Linked DNA regions of Homo sapiens: region 2 is linked to region 1. The links are chromatin loops, found by intact Hi-C in ENCODE. Cell type or tissue: K562. All regions are shown on one strand.

Region 1 (8,000 bases):
TTTTTGTTTTGCTAAGATACTAATATCTATGGATTTTTTTGCTCTTGTTTTTTAGCAAATCACAGATGAAGGTCTCATTACTATATGCAGAGGGTGCCATAAGTTACAATCCCTTTGTGCCTCTGGCTGCTCCAACATCACAGATGCCATCCTGAATGCTCTAGGTCAGAACTGCCCACGGCTTAGGTAAACATTTCTTGTTTAGCTCAAAAAAATCATAGAACAAAAGTTTCCTTCACCCATATTTCTTCCTTGGAACTTTGGAATTTTAAGGTAGGCACTGCAGACGCTTTGAAATTTTAAGGTAGTCCCTTTTAGATGCCCACCTACTTCCTTTTTGTACCTCATTTGATTTCATGTAATTGGTGTGAACCAAGGGGTAACAATCCCCAAATTCCACTACTTGCTATCCATACTAGAAAAAAGAATCAACATTTTATTACTTGAGATAGAAAGAAAGGTATTTTCTCTTATTAATGCTTTTGTATAATTCTTTTCTCAAAGTAGTTTTTAAAGGTCCACCCTAAGGTCATTTGTCATAGTAATGATACCAGGTACATAGCAGGGGGTACTATATTTAAAAGACACTCTTAAAGGAATACCTCTTTTGTACTGATGGGTTTTTAAAACAGTCTTATTTCTCTCTGGCTCCTCAGTTTGAAGAATGCTGTGTTTTTTACTTTTTGTAGAGATGGGGTCAGGCTGTGTTGCTCAGGCTGGCCTCAAACCTCAGCTTCCCAAAGTGTTGAGATTACAGGTGAAAGCCACTGTGCCCAGCCTGTTACTGTCTTTTGAGGTAGTGTTGTGTATGCCTGCCTCAATCTCCTGGGCTCAAGTGATCATCTCACCTCAGCCTCAGGAGTAGCTGGGACTAAAGACATGTGCTACCACACCTGGCTACACTTTTTGTTCTCTAAAATAAACTTACATAGTACTTGTAAATTAGGTGTTGCTTTAGGTGCTTTACAAATACTAATTCAGGGCTGAGTGCCGAGGCGCACACCTGTGATCCCAGCATTTAGGGAGACCGAGGCTAGAAGATCGCTTGAGCCCAGGAGTTTGAGACCAGCATGGGCAACATGGCGAAACCCTGTCACTACAAAAAATAAAAAAATTAGCCAGGCATGGCGATGTGTGCCTTGTAGTCCCAGCTACTCAGGAGGCTAAAGTGAGAGGATCACTTGAGCCCAGGAGGTCAAGACAGCAGTGAGCTAAGATCACACCACTGCACTCTAGCCTGGGCAACAGAGTGAGACTCTTTCTCAATAACAGTAATAATTTGTTTAATCTCCATAGCACCATATAAGCACTATTATCGCCTTTTTTTTTTTTTTCTGAAACAGAGTCTTGCTCTGTCGCCCAGGCTGGAGTGCAGTGGCGCGATCTCGGCTCACTGCAACCTCCGTCTCCTGGGTTCAAGCGATTAACCTGCCTCAGCCTCCCTAGTAGCTGGGACTACAGGCGAGTGTCACCACACCCAGCTAATTTTTGTATTTTTAGTAGAGATGGGGTTTCATCATATTGGCCAGGATGGTCTCCTGACCTCATGATCTGCCCACCTCGGCCTCCCAAAGTGCTGGGTTTACAGGCGTGAGCCACCACACCCAGCCTTGTTACTGCCATTTTATAGATGAGAAAACTGAAGCACAAAGAGACAAAGTAACCTGCTCAAGGTCTCAGCTAGTTAGTGTAGGAACAAGTATTCACCCAGGAACTCTGATTCCTGAGCCTATGAAGCCACTTTTCTTACATATAATAATCATTGTAAAGCTATAAAACTTTCAGAAAATTGTTTCTGATGATTACCTGGCCTAACCATAATTGTTGAAAGAACTTTTGTGGCCAGGCGCAGTGGCTCACACCTGTAATCCCAACACTTTGGGAGGCTGAGGCGGGCGGATCATCTGAGGTCAGGAGTTTGAGACCAGCCTGGTCAACATGGTGAAACCTCGTCTCTGCTAAAAATACAAAAATTACAGGCGTGGTGGCCCACTCCTGTAATCCCAGCTACTCGAGAGGCTGAGACAAGAGAACTGTCTGAACCCAGGAGGTGGAAGTTGCACTCCCAGCCTGGGTGGCAGAGTGAGACTCCCTCTCAAAAAAACAAACAAACAAAAAAACCTTTTGCCTACAATATCAAAATTTCTTAAGAGAACATACACCTATTGGTCAAAATTAGTAATATCAGAAGCCTAAAATATTCCTCAAGAGCTGGGGAGGTAATCAAACTTCTCTCTGAATATCTTACACTTTATCCTTTTCGACTGTAGAGAGAGGAGTCTTCAGCTCCATCTCCCTATATGGTTCATTACATTGTTAGAATGGAAAAGCTCTCAACTGTGAAAATCAAAAGTTGTGTTCCAGTCAGATCGTGTTTTCCCATTAGGTAGCATTCATTTCTTTCTTTCTTTTTCTTTCTTTCTTTCTTTCTTTCTTTTTTTTTTTTTTTTTTTTGAGATAGAGTTTGGCTCTGTTGCCCAGGCTGGAGTGCAATGGCATGATCTTGGCTCACTGTAACCTCCTCCTCCCAGGTTCAAGCAATTTTCGTGCCTCAGCCTCCAGAGTAGGCAGGATTACAGGCATACGCTACCATGCCTGGCCAATTTTTTTGGTATTTTTGGTAGAGATTGGGTTTTACTGTGTTGGCCAGGGTGGTCTCAAACTCCTGGCCTCAGGTGATCTGCCCTCCCAAAGTTCTGGGATTACAGGCATGAGTCAACGCACCTGGCCATCTCTTGGAATTAAAAAAAAAATTTTTTTTTTTTTTTTTTGAGACAAAGTCTCGCTCTGTTGCCAGGCTGGAGCGCAGTGGCGTGACCTCAGCTCACTGCAAACTCCGCCTCCTGGGTTCAAGTGATTGTCCTGCCTCAACCTCTCAGATAGCTGGGACTACACGTGCCCACCACCATGCCTGACTAATTTTTTGTAATTTTAGTAGAGACGGGGTTTCACCATGTTGGCCAGGCTGGTCTCGATCTCCTGACCTCGTGATCCGCCTGCCTCGGCCTCCCAAAGTGCAGGGATTACAGGCGTGAGTCACCGCGCCCGGACAGAATTTAAAAATTTTTTTATACTGGTGAAGTCTTGGTATGTTGCCCAGGCTGGTCTTGAACTCCTGAGCTCAAGTGATCCTCCTGCCTCAGCCTCCTGAAGTGCTGGGATTATAGGTGTGAGCCACCGCACCCCGCCATCCATTTCTCATTGATTTTCAGTTGATAATTGTTTCCTATACTTTAACTTCAATTTTTTTCAACTTCAGTAGTAAGAATTTTATAAACAAACATGTTCTTTGTTACCATTTTACAGAGGTCACCCAACTTTTCACAGAAGAGAGCTACTTTTGATTCCCCAATCCTGTGGTTGGTATTTAGATTGGAGTTTAACAGTTGCTTAATAAGAGGTGAATGGCTGCCAGCTCAGCTTCCCTCTCAACTGGGCCTCCATGGGAGCCTGTGGGAGAAAGCAGGAAGCTTTCACAAGTCTAGAATTTCATATTTGGGATAGACCTGTAATTAAGCAATCCCCCCCACCTTTTTTTTTTTTTTTTTTTTTTTTTTTGAGTCGGAGCCTTGCTCTGTCACCCAGGCTGGAGTGCAGTGGCGGGATCTCGGCTCACTGCAACCTCCGCCTCCCGGGTTCAAGCGATTCTCCTGCCTCAGCCTCCCGAGTAGCCGGGACTACAGGCACCCGCCACCACGCCAGACTAATTTTTGCATTTTTGGTAGAAATGGGGTTTCACCGTGTTGGCCAGGCTGGTCTCGAACTCCTGACCTCAGGTGATCCGCCCACCTCGGCCTCCCAAAGTGTTGGGATTATAGGCATGAGCCACCATGCCCGGCCTGTCACATTTTTTTTAAAGCAATTTAAATCTAAGTGAACCTACTTCTAAAACAGGAAAGAAAATAATTCATTTCAGCAAGAGATTAACTGAAATAGAGTATCTCCGTTTCCTTTGTTTTCTAGGAGCAGGCTGCCCTCTGGGGGTAAGCAGTATGCCATCAAGAAGGCTTTTAATGCATTTCATGCGTTTTGGCATTAACTACAAGCTTCAATTATATTCTTCTGTGTTCATTGATTGCATCACCCTGAAATGTGGTATTTATAGGACCACTTTATGATGACTCCATGAAAATGAATGGCAAGATCTGTATACAGACTTGCTTAGTTGTTAATGTCATTCTATATTATAAAGTCCTTAGAGAATAGAAGATTGTTTTTGTAAATTCTTACTGTTTTAATAAACTCAGTTTTCAGGGACCAAGAGCTTGACTTTCACTGTTTTTTTTTTTTTTTTAACAGAATATTGGAAGTGGCAAGATGTTCTCAATTAACAGATGTGGGCTTTACCACTCTAGCCAGGGTAAGTATTTTCTTTAGGTTCCATAGGTTTGTTTCCATAGGTTTTATTAGGGCTTTTTATTTCAGAAGAACAAGCAGCAAGGGAAATGTGAAATGGTAGCAGAATTGGGTGAGTGAGACGGGGTTTCATGCTATAGCTACAGACCTACTGATATCAATAAGAATACAAACTGCTCCTAGAAATGCACACATGCATTGGAGAATATAAAACCCCTTCATGATACTTTTTAAACAATTTTTTTTAAATTTTTTTGAGATGGGGTCTCGCTCTGTCACCCAGGCTGGAGTGCAGTGACACGATCTCGGCTCACTGCAACCTCCACCTCCCAGGTTCAAGCATTTCTCCTGCCTCAGCCTCCCGAGTAGCTGGGATTACAAGCATGTGCCACCACATCCAGCTAAGTTTTGTATTTTTAGTAGAGACAGGGTTTCACCATGTTGGCCAGGCTGGTCTTCAACTCCCAACCTCAAGTCATCCGCTCACCTTGGCCTCCCAAAGTGATGAGATTACAGACGTGAGCCACTGCACCCACCCATGAGACTTGATTCTTCACAATTTCATAAGCTAATAGATTAAGCAGGTGCTTCTTGGTACTTTGTGAAAAAACTTATTGGTTATTTGGTACATGACTAGTGGATGAAAGTAACATTGAAGGAAACACATGTCTGGTTCTAAATGGAAAGGTTTTAGGAGATTTTCTGTATTCTCCTGAGTATTTTAATACTTGGACGGGTTTATAAATTACTATATGATAATATTTAAAATTATACTGACTTTGACCAGTGTTATGGTACAAGGGGATGGTCGTTTGCTTTTAGGCAGATCGATAGAATATTAATTAGGTGGGAGCCAGCACATGGCATGACTAAAGGAGGCCATAGCCTGGGTGCAGTGGCTCATGCCTGTAATCCCAGCATTTTGGAAGGCCAAGGAAAGCAGATCGCTTGAGCCCAGCCCGGGCAACATGGCGAAATTTCATCTCTGTAAGAAATACAAAAGGCCGGGCGCGGTGGCTCATGCCTGTAATCCCAGCACTTGGGGAGGCCAAGGGGGGTGGATCACCTGAGGTCAGGAGTTCGAGATCAGCCTGACCCACATGGAGAAACCCTGACTTTACTAAAAACACAAAATTAGCCGGTGATGGTGGCGCATGCCTGTAATCCCAGCTACTTGGGAGGCTGAGGCAGGAGAATCGCTTGAATCCGGGAGGCGGAGGTTGCAGTGAGCTGAGATCGTGCCATTGCACTCCAGTCTGGGCAACGAGCGAAACTCTGTCTCAAAAAAAAAAAAAAAAAAGAGGAAAGGCCGGGCGCGATGGCTCACGCCTGTAATCCCAGCATTTTGGGAGGCCGAGGCGGGCGGATCACGAGGTCAGGAGATCGAGACCATCCTGGCTAACATGGTGAAACCCCGTCTCTACTAAAAATGCAAAAAATTAGCCAGGCGTGGTGGCGGGCGCCTGTAGTCCCAGCTACTCAGGAGGCTGAGGCAGGAGAATGGCGTGAACCCGGGAGGTAGAGCTTGCCGTGAGCCGAGATCATGCCACTGCATTCCAGCCTAGGTGACAAGAGCCAGACTCCATCTCAAAAAGAAAAAAAAAAGAAAAGAAATACAAAAATTAGCCAGGTGTGGTGGCACATTCCTATAGTCCCAGCTAATTGGGAGGCTGAGGTGGGAGAATCACCTGAGCCCAGGGAGTTGGAGGCTGCAGTGAGCCATGATTTCACCACTGCACTCCAACCTGGGTGACAGAGTGAGACCTTGTCTCAAAAGAAAGAAAAAAAAATTAGCATGACACTAGCTCTGAAACACCAAAGAATTTATCAACGTATTTAATATTACCTCTTAGTTTTCTGTCCTTAAAAGTTTCTCATGTTTTAAATGTTTGTACTGTAATGTTTGTGTTTGTTTTTGTACTTTGTAGAATTGCCATGAACTTGAAAAGATGGACCTGGAAGAGTGTGTTCAGGTAAGATTGTAGATTTTAATTCAGAAATACAGTATAGTAGACACTTAGATAATACACAACATCAGAATGTGCAATTCCCTACCCTAGTGTAGGATACTGTAGTGCCTGACAGCATTGCAGATTCCCCATTAAGTAAGGTATCTTCCAGGCAGAGGTGCTCATGGTATGTGTTGCAGAACTGTGGAAATATATGCCATCAATCAGGTTGCCATTAGAGAGAAAGGAGGCCCAAGCATTCAGGCTGTAAAGCTGTTAAAAATATTTCCTTAGACCTGTAGAGTTATGATGCTAGTAAATAATTAAAGCCCCATCACACTGATCTATATAGCACTGCCTTTCTTTAGCTTTGCTGTATCCTAGATCCCTGGCATCGTTAGCCCTGGAGACCTGACTCTGCATGGAACTCTGCCTTTAAGCCAAACTGATCTCCTGATTAACAGTTTTTATTTTTTAATTATTATTATTATTTTTTTGAGATGGAATTTCACTGTTGTTGCCCAGGCTGGAGTGCAGTGGCGAGATCTCAGCTCACTGCAACCTCCACCTCCCAGATTCAAGCAATTCTCCTGCCTTGGCCTCTGAAGTAGCTGGGATTACAGGCATGCGCCACCACACCCGGCTGATTTTTTGTATTCTTAGTAGAGATGGGATTTCACTGTGTTGGCCAGGCTGGTTTTGAACTCCTGACCTCAGGTGATCCACTTGGCTCGCCCTCCCAAAGTGCTGGGATTACAGACGTGAGCCACATTAACACAATTTTAAGAACTTTGAGATTATTAATTGACCAAGGAAAAACTTCGAACATGGGACTCCACAAAAGAAAGAGCAATTAATTTTTTAATGGTAAAAATAAAGAAGGCGAGATATGTCAGTAACTGTAAAAGCCACTTTCTAAAAAATTTTTTGTTTTATAGGCACTACTTAACAGCTGTTAGTTCTTACTAAACTAAAACTTGTTCGCATCCGTTTATCTCTTATACATGCCTGAGTGTCCTCTATGTCCCTTCCAGTGTTATTCCTTCTGAACGGACATGCCTGCCTGCTCGCCCACCCCCTTTCTCTACCATTTTGTAGCCCCTGTGAAGCTATGTGTAGTAGAAAATAATAAACTCAGAGTTGGAGAAGAATTTGAAAAGAAGTGCTGATTTACTTTCAGTCCTAACATAACCATGAAAACTGTTCTTCCTACCTGAATATTCTTGGTTAACCCAGATTCCAGCAGTGCCTGGCTGCCACCCTTGGGAAAATAACCCAAGTTATCGATACTGAGTAGTGGCATGCTTTATTAAAAATTTTAGGATGTTCCAACATTAATTTTTTTCATAGAGCACTGCACTATCTTCTGATTCCTTTCTCTGATTATTCTAAGGAGACAGAACAAAGTCCAGCAAGCACTATCGTCTGATTCCTTTCTCTGATGATTCTAAGGAGATAGAACAAAGTCCAGCAAGTAGAGGTTCTGGGGGACAGATTTTTTTAGAGACAGGGTCTTGCTGTTATCGCTCAGACTGTTTTTTTTCTTGCTGTTACCGCTCAGACTGTTTTTTTTTGTTTTGTTTTGTGGTGTGGGGTGGGGAGGACAGAGTCTCACTCTGTTGCCCAGGCTGGAGTGCAGTGCTCAGTCTCGGCTCACTGCAACCTCCACTTCCCAGGTTCAAGCAATTCTCCTGC
Region 2 (8,000 bases), 65 kb before region 1:
CAAGGTCGGGAGATTGAGACCAGCCTGGCCAACATGGTGAAACCCCATCTCTACTAAAAATACAAAAATTAGCCTGGCATGGTGGCACATGCCTGTAATCCCAGCCACTCGGGAGGCTGAGGCAGGAGAATCGCTTGAACCCGGGAGGCAGAGGTTGCAGTGAGCCAAGATCGCGCCACCGCGCTCCAGCCTCACAACAGAGCGAGACTCCATCTCAAACAAACAAAAACCCCAGGAATTAGCTGGGCATGGTGGCAGCGGGCATCCCAGCTACTTGGGAAGCTGAAGCAGGAGAATCACTTGAACCTTGGGAGGCAGAGGTTGCAGTGAGCGCCATTGCGCTTCAGCCTGGGCGACAAAGCGAGACTGCATTTCAAAAAAAAAAAATCCAGTTACGGTGGCTCATGCCTGTAATCCCAGCACTTTGGGAGGCTGAGACGGGCGGATCACGAGGTCAGGAGATCAAGACCATCCTGGCCAACATGATGAAACCCTGTCTCTACTAAAATACAAAAAAAAAATTAGCCAGGTGTGGTGGTGCGCGCCTGTAGTCCCAGCTACTCGGGAGGCTGAGACAGGGGAATCGAACCCTGCAGGTGGAGGTTGCAGTGAGCTGAGATCACGTGCCACTGCACTCCAGCCTGGTGACAGAGCAAGACTCAAAAAAAAAAAAAGTTCTGTGAACTAATCTACAAACCTTATTCAAATTCTTCAACTGTACGGTAGTATTCTTTTTTTGGCCCAGGATTCAGTCCAGGATTGCACGTTACATTGAATTGTTATGCCTCCTTGCTCTTCTAAGAACAGGATTTTATCCACAGCTTCAACAGGGAAGCAGGAAATACAGCAGGATTTCCTGCTGAATACAGAAAAGTCTCCTGCTGTCACTCAAGCTGGACTGCAGTGGTGCAAACACAGCTCACTGCAGCTTTGACCTCTCAGCCTGAAGTGATCCTTCCATCTCAGCCTCTTAAGTAGCTGGGACTCAGGTACATGCCACCACACCTGCCTAATTTTTAAATTTTCATAGAGATGGGGTATTGCTATGTTACCCAGGCTACTCTTAAACTATGGCCTGGCTAATTTTCTTATTTTTTTTATACAGATGGGGCAGATGGGGTCTCACTGTGTTGCCTAGGCTGGTCTTTTTTTTTTTTTTTTTTTTTGAGACAGGGTCTCACTGTCTCCCAGGTTGGAGTGCAGTGGCATGATCTCGGCTCACTGTAACCTCCGCCTCCCAGGTTCAAGCGATTCTCCTGCCTCGTCCTCCTGAGTGGCTGGGGCTACAGGTGTGCACCACCACACTTGGCTAGTTTTTGTATTTTTTGGTAGAGACAGGGATTCACGATGTTGGCCAGGCTGGGCTCAAACTCCTGACCTTGAATGATCTGTCCACCTCAGCCTCCCAAAGTACTGGAATTACAGGCATGAGCTGTTTTACCCAGGGTTGATAATTTTAAAGAATATTGGTCAGTTTTAAAATAGAATATCCTCGATTTGGCTTTGTCTGATGTTTACTCTTGTTTTCTCATAATTAAATTCAAGTTATGCAGTTTGACAAGTATACTGTAGAAATGGTGGTGTATCCTTGTCCATGTATCAACAAGAGGTACATGATGTCAATTAATGCTTGTTACTGGTGATATTAATTTTGGTCACTTAGTTAAGGTAGTGTCTTTTAGCTTATCCACTGCAGAATTATGTTCTTTGTAGTTAATAAATTTATTTTGGCTAGAACTACATTGAGACTACATTATACATTGTGACTTTTTTCGTTTATTATTATTATTATTATTTTTTATTGATCATTCTGGTGTTTCTCGCAGAGGGGGATTTGGCAGGGTCATAGGACAATAGTGGAGGGAAGGTCAGCAGATAAACAAGTGAACAAAGGTCTCTGGTTTTCCTAGGCAGAGGACCCTGCGGCCTTCCGCAGTGTTTGTGTCCCTGGGTACTTGAGATTAGGGAGTGGTGATGACTCTTAATGAGCATGCTGCCTTCAAGCATCTGTTTAACAAAAACATCTTGCACCACCCTTAATCCATTTAACCCTGAGTGGACACAGCACATGTTTCAGAGAGCACAGGGTTGGGGGTAAGGTCACAGATCAACAGGATCCCAAGGCAGAAGAACTTTTCTTAGTACAGAACAAAATGAAAAGTCTCCCATGTCTACTTCCTTCTACACAGACACGGCAACCATCCGATTTCTCAATCTTTTCCCCACCTTTCCCCCCTTTCTATTCCACAAAAGCGCCATTGTCATCATGGCCCGTTCTCAATGAGCTGTTGGGTACAGCTCCCAGACGGGGTGGTGGCCGGGCAGAGGGGCTCCTCACTTCCCAGTAGGGGCGGCCGGGCAGAGGCGCCCCTCACCTCCCGGACGGGGCAGCTGGCCGGGCGGGGGGCTGACCCCCCCACCTCCCTCCCGGATAGGGTGGCTGGCCGGGCGGGGCCTGACCCCCTCCTCCCTCCTGGACGGGGCGGCTGGCCTGGCGGGGGCTGACCCCCCACCTCCCTCCTGGACGGGGCAGCTGGCCTGGCGGGGGCTGACCCCCACCTCCCTCCCGGATGGGGTGGCTGCCCGTCGGAGACGCTCCTCCCTTCTCAGACGGGGCAACTGCCGGGCGGAGGGGCTCCTCACTTCTCAGACGGGGCGGTTGCCAGGCAGAGGGTCTCCTCATTTCTCAGACGGGGCGGCCGGGCAGAGACGCTCCTCACCTCCCAGACGGGGTCGCGGCCGGGCAGAGGCGCTCCTCACATCCCAGACGGGGCGGCGGGGCAGAGGCGCTCCCCACATCTCAGACGATGGGCGGCCGGGCAGAGACGCTCCTCACTTTCCAGACTGGGCAGCCAGGCAGAGGGGCTCCTCACATCCCAGACGATGGGCTGCCAGGCAGAGACGCTCCTCACTTCCCAGATGGGGTGGCGGCCGGGCAGAGGCTGCAATCTCGGCACTTTGGGAAGCCAAGGCAGGCGGCTGGGAGGTGGAGGTTGTAGCGAGCCGAGATCACACCACTGCACTCCAGCCTGGGCACCATTGAGCACTGAGTGAACGAGACTCCGTCTGCAATCCCGGCACCTTGGGAGGCCGAGGCTGGCGGATCACTCGTGGTTAGGAGCTGGAGACCAGCCCGGCCAACACAGCGAAACCCCGTCTCCACCAGAAAAATACGAAAACCAGTCAGGCGTGGCGGCGCGCGCCTGCAATCCCAGGCACTCGGCAGGCTGAGGCAGGAGAATCAGGCAGGGAGGTTGCAGTGAGCCGAGATGGCAGCAGTACAGTCCAGCTTCGGCTCAGCATCAGAGGGAGACGGTGGAAAGAGAGGGAGAGGAAGACCGTGGGGAGAGGGAGAGGGAGAGGAGGGAGAGGAGGGAGAGGGAGAGGTCGTTTATTATTTTTAACATCCATGATGTTATATGAAGGTTAGCATTGTGGAGTTTGCTACTATGGTGGTTTCTGTCTGCTCAATTCTTTCTACTTTCTTTTTCTTTTCTTTTTTTTTTTTGAGATGGTGTCTCACACTGTCGCCCAGGCTGGAGTGCAATGGTGCAATCTCGGCTCACTGCAACCTCTGCCTCCCAGGTTCAAGTGATTCTCCTGCCTCGGCCTCCTGAGTAGCTGGGATTACAGGCGTGCGCCACCACACTGGGCTAATTTTTGTATTTTTAGTAGAGATGGGGTTTCACCATGTTGGCCAGGCTTGTCTCAAACTCCTCACCTCGTAATTTACCCACCTTGGCCTCCCAGACTGCTGGGATTATAGGTGTGAGCCACCGCCCCCAACCTTCTACTTTCATTAATTGTAATTCTGCTGTAAGGTAGAGCTTTCCCATCTGTTCTATTTATAGTTAGTGTAGTATAGACTCATGGATATTTGTTTTAGTCTGAATTATATTGTTACCCTCACTGCTTATTTTGTTGCTCAGCCTTTCTTTGTCTTTTAAATTTGTGTGTGTCTTTTGAGTTTCTGTGTATTAGCTATTTTTAAAAGTGCAGTTTAATAAATATACAACATTTGGTTTGTTTAGATTTTAAGTTACATATTATGTCATTTCATCAAACATATATTAACCTACAAAAACAATTGTGTTGTTAGGACCATATTATTTCCATGTATTTGCAGTGCTTACAGCCAAGTTACCAATAATTTAAGCAAATGTTCTTGGTTCCTCTATTTTATTCTAGTCCCCCTCCCTTCCCCTCCCCTCCCCCCTCTGACAGGCTCTCACTCTGTTGCCTAGGCTGGAATACGGTGGGATGATAATGGCAGTCCCAAACTCCTGGGCCTAAACGATTGATCCTCTTCCTCAGCTCCTGAGTAGCTGGGACTACACGCATGTTGTTTTCTTTTGTAGAGATGGGGACTCACTTTGTTGACCAGGCTGGTTTTGTACTTCTGGCCTCAAGCAATTCTCTCCCCTTAGCCTCACGAAGTATTAGGATTACAGGCATGAGCCACTGCACCCAGCCTGTTTCCCCTTTTATACTGATTCTCTTCCTTCCCTATTGAAACAAAGTTTGTGATTAATGGTTTAACAAGCTGGAATCCACTGTTTGCATAATGTGAAATTCAGTTAGCAAGATTGACAGTACTCCCTCTTAGAGCAAAACCATATGTACTTACTTAGCGGTACCACTTGAAAAAGGAACATCTATGTTTCTAAGACAAAGACTGTGTTTTCCAAGAGCTACTGTGAAGTGAGTTGTTTCTCAAAGATTCCTTCTTTTTTTTTTTTTTTTTTTTTTGAGACGGAGTCTCACTCTGTTGCCCAGGCTGGAGTGCAGTGGCATGATCTCGGCTCACTGCAACCTCCGCCTCCTGGGTTCAAACTATTCCCCTGCCTCAGCCTCCCAAGTAGCTAGGACTACAGCACGTGCCACCATGCCTGGCTAATTTTTTGCATTTTTAGTAGAGACACTGCAGCGGGATAATTAAGGAATCAGAGAGACCGGAGGGGTTGAGGAGGAATTATTTAATTGTTTAGGTGCATCAACCCAGTCAGATTAACATCCAAAGGACTGAGCCTTGAACAAAAAGTCAAGCTACCTTTTAAGCATTTCGTGGGGTGGGGGTAGATCTGTGCAGGGGGAAGCGTATTACAGAAGCAAGAAACAAAGACAGTTATTCAGTTAAGACATGCATTACATCATTTCTTACTTTTTAAGGAACAACATGTTTTACGACTTGAGATTATCTGTCTAGTGACCTTGCAGCTGCACAGCTAGAGAAACAGGGTCTTCACAATGCCTGGGAAGTGGAGAGATAAGGCTCACTAGCCACAGAGGGAAAAACAGGCAGTTAATTTTAAAGGACTCCAGCTCTTTCTCTTCCTCAGGGGGAATTGGGTTTTCTTACATACAACTGAGTTTTTGCTTACACATTCTTTAATTTCTTTTAATTTCTGTTCCAACGGTGTTTCACCATGTTAGCCAGGATGGTCTCAATCTTGTGACCTCAGGATCCACCCTCCTCAGCCTCCCAAAGTGCTGGGATTACAGGCATGAGCCACTGTGCCCAGCCCTCAAAGATTCCTTCTGAGGATGACGTTGATAACTGTAAAAATGACATTAAGTGATAAAGATTGCTTGAGTCTGCACTGTGCCCTTTTAGTTATAACATGCGGTTTCAGAATAAGGACTGTTATTACCTATAAGAATATGAAATTTTTTTAAAGGATTCAGGTAAAAAAGAATATGAAATTTTTTTCTCATTTTTTCAACTCTTCTGGTGTTGGGTCATAATTGTGATGTGATATATCCTCTGTAAGTGGGTAAGAGGTGAACTTTATGAACTGAAATGGCAAGCATGGATTAGCTGAATTTTTTTTTCGAATTTTTTTTTTTTTAATTTTTTTAGTATTTATTGATCATTCTTGGGTGTTTCTCGGAGAGGGGGATTTGGCAAGGTCATAGGACAATAGTGGAGGGAAGGTCAGCAGATAAACATGTGAACAAAGGTCTCTGGTTTTCCTAGGCAGTGGGCCCTGCTGCCTTCCGCAGTGTTTGTGTCCCTGGGTACTTGAGATTAGGGAGTGGTGATGACTCTTAACAAGCATGCTGCCTTCAAGCATCTGTTTAACAAAGCACATCTTGCACCACCCTTAATCCATTTAACCCTTAGTGGACACAGCACATGTTTCAGAGAGCACGGGGTTGGGGGTAAGGTTATAGATTAACAACATCCCAAGGCAGAAGAATTTTTCTTAGTACAGAACAAAATGGAGTCTCCTATGTCTACTTCTTTCTACACAGACACAGCAACAATCTGATCTCTCTTTCTTTTCCCCACATTTCCCCCTTTTCTGTTCGACCAAACTGCCATCGTCATCGTGGCCCGTTCTCAATGAGCTGTTGGGTATACCTCCCAGACGGGGTGGCGGCTGGGCAGAGGGGCTCCTCACTTCCCAGACGGGGTGGCTGCCGGGCGGAGGGGCTCCTCACTTCTCAGACGGGGCAGCCGGTCAGAGACGCTCCTCACCTCCCAGACGGGGTGGCGGCGGGGCAGAGACACTCCTCAGTTCCCAGACGGGGTCGCGGCCGGGCAGAGGCACTCTTCACATCTCAGACGGGGCGGCGGGGCAGAGGCGCTCCCCACATCCCAGATGATGGGCGGCCGGGCAGAGACGCTCCTCACTTCCTAGACGGGATGACGGCCGGGAAGAGGCGCTCCACACTTCCCAGACTGGGCAGCCGGGCAGAGGGTCTCCTCACATCCCAGACGATGGGTGGCCAGGCAGAGACGCTCCTCACTTCCTAGATGGGGTGGCGGCCGGGCAGAGGCTGCAATCTCGGCACTTTGGGAAGCCAAGGCAGGCGGCTGGGAGGTGGAGGTTGTAGCGAGCCGAGATCACGCCACTGCGCTCCAGCCTGGGCAACATTGAGCACTGAATGAGCGACACTCTGTCTGCAGTCCCGGCACCTCGGGAGGCCGAGGCTGGCAGATCACTCGCGGTCAGGAGCTGGAGACCAGCCCGGCCAACACGGGGAAACCCCGTCTCCACCAAAAAATACGAAAACCAGTCAGGCGTGGCGGCGCGCGCCTGCAATCCCAGGCACTCGGCAGGCTGAGGCAGGAGAATCAGGCAGGGAGGTTGCAGTGAGTCGAGATGGCGGCAGTACAGTCCAGCCTCGGCTGGGCATCAGAGGGAGACCGTGCAAAGAGGGAGACGGAGAGGGAGGAGGGAGAGGGAGAGGGAGAGCTGAATTTTTTTCCTTCTAAAATAGTAGAGAGCCAGGTGTGACTCAGGCCTATAATCTGAGCTACTTGGGAGGCTGAGGCAGGCGGATTGCTTCAGGCCAGGAGTTAGAGACCAGCCTGGGTAACATGGCTAGGCACTATCTCTTAAAAAAGAAAAAGGAAAAAGGCAGCAATTCATACTGTGTTGGGGTCCCCTAGATCCATCCACAGGTATGGTGATGTGCAGGAGGATCCACAGGACTCATCATGTAGTCATACACACAACTATGGTTTATTATAAGAAAGGATACAGCTGGGCACGGTGGCTCATGCCTGGAATCCCACCACTTTGGGAGGCCAAGGTGGGCAGATCATGAGGTCAGGAGATCGGGACCATTCTGGCTAACACGGTGAAACCCCATCTGTACTAAAAATACAAAACATTAGCCAGGCCTGGTGGCGGGCACCTGTAGTCCCAGCTACTTGGGAGGCTGAGGCAGGCGAATGGCGTGAACCCAGGAGGCGGAGCTTGCAGTGAGCCGAGATCACGTCACTGCACTCCAGCCTGGGCACAGAGCGAGACTCTGTCTTAAAAAAAAAAAAAAAAAAAAAAAAGATACAAAGAAAAATCAGCAAAGGGGAAAGGTGCACAGGTAAAATGTGTAGGAAACTAGAAGTAAGCTTCCGAGGGTCCTTTCCCAGTGGAACCACACAGGGTGCACTTAATTCCTCCAGGAGCAAGTTGTGACGACACATGTGAAATATTGTCCATTAGAGAAGTTCATCAGTGAATGGTAGGAACCCTTCCAAAATCCAGCGG

What was found. Peaks named below come from ENCODE experiments on the same cell type or tissue, not always from the same donor. Only the 100,000 strongest peaks of a DNase experiment are listed, where the experiment ranks them.
Region 2: a loop joins it to region 1, with 4 times the contacts of the local background. A loop is called at or near these places in 6 of 110 quality-filtered maps.

Annotation. Positions count from the first base shown.
Region 1 is chr17:39,267,156-39,275,155 of GRCh38, reverse strand. FBXL20 (F-box and leucine rich repeat protein 20) reads left to right here. Exons shown (of 15, transcript NM_032875.3): 10 at 56-186; 11 at 4,300-4,360; 12 at 6,285-6,329. Among named protein-coding and RNA genes, the nearest start is that of MIR548BC, 26 kb to the left of the region's middle. In K562, a CTCF peak has its summit at 3,977 (motif pointing left); a DNase peak (open chromatin) is centred at 3,975.
Region 2 is chr17:39,332,332-39,340,331 of GRCh38, reverse strand. All of the region lies in intron 2 of FBXL20 (F-box and leucine rich repeat protein 20), which reads left to right. Among named protein-coding and RNA genes, the nearest start is that of MIR548BC, 39 kb to the right of the region's middle. RefSeq lists enhancers at 2,333-3,090, 6,750-7,260. In K562, no CTCF peak of the experiment used is centred here; a DNase peak (open chromatin) is centred at 4,211; H3K4me3 peaks cover 194 bases.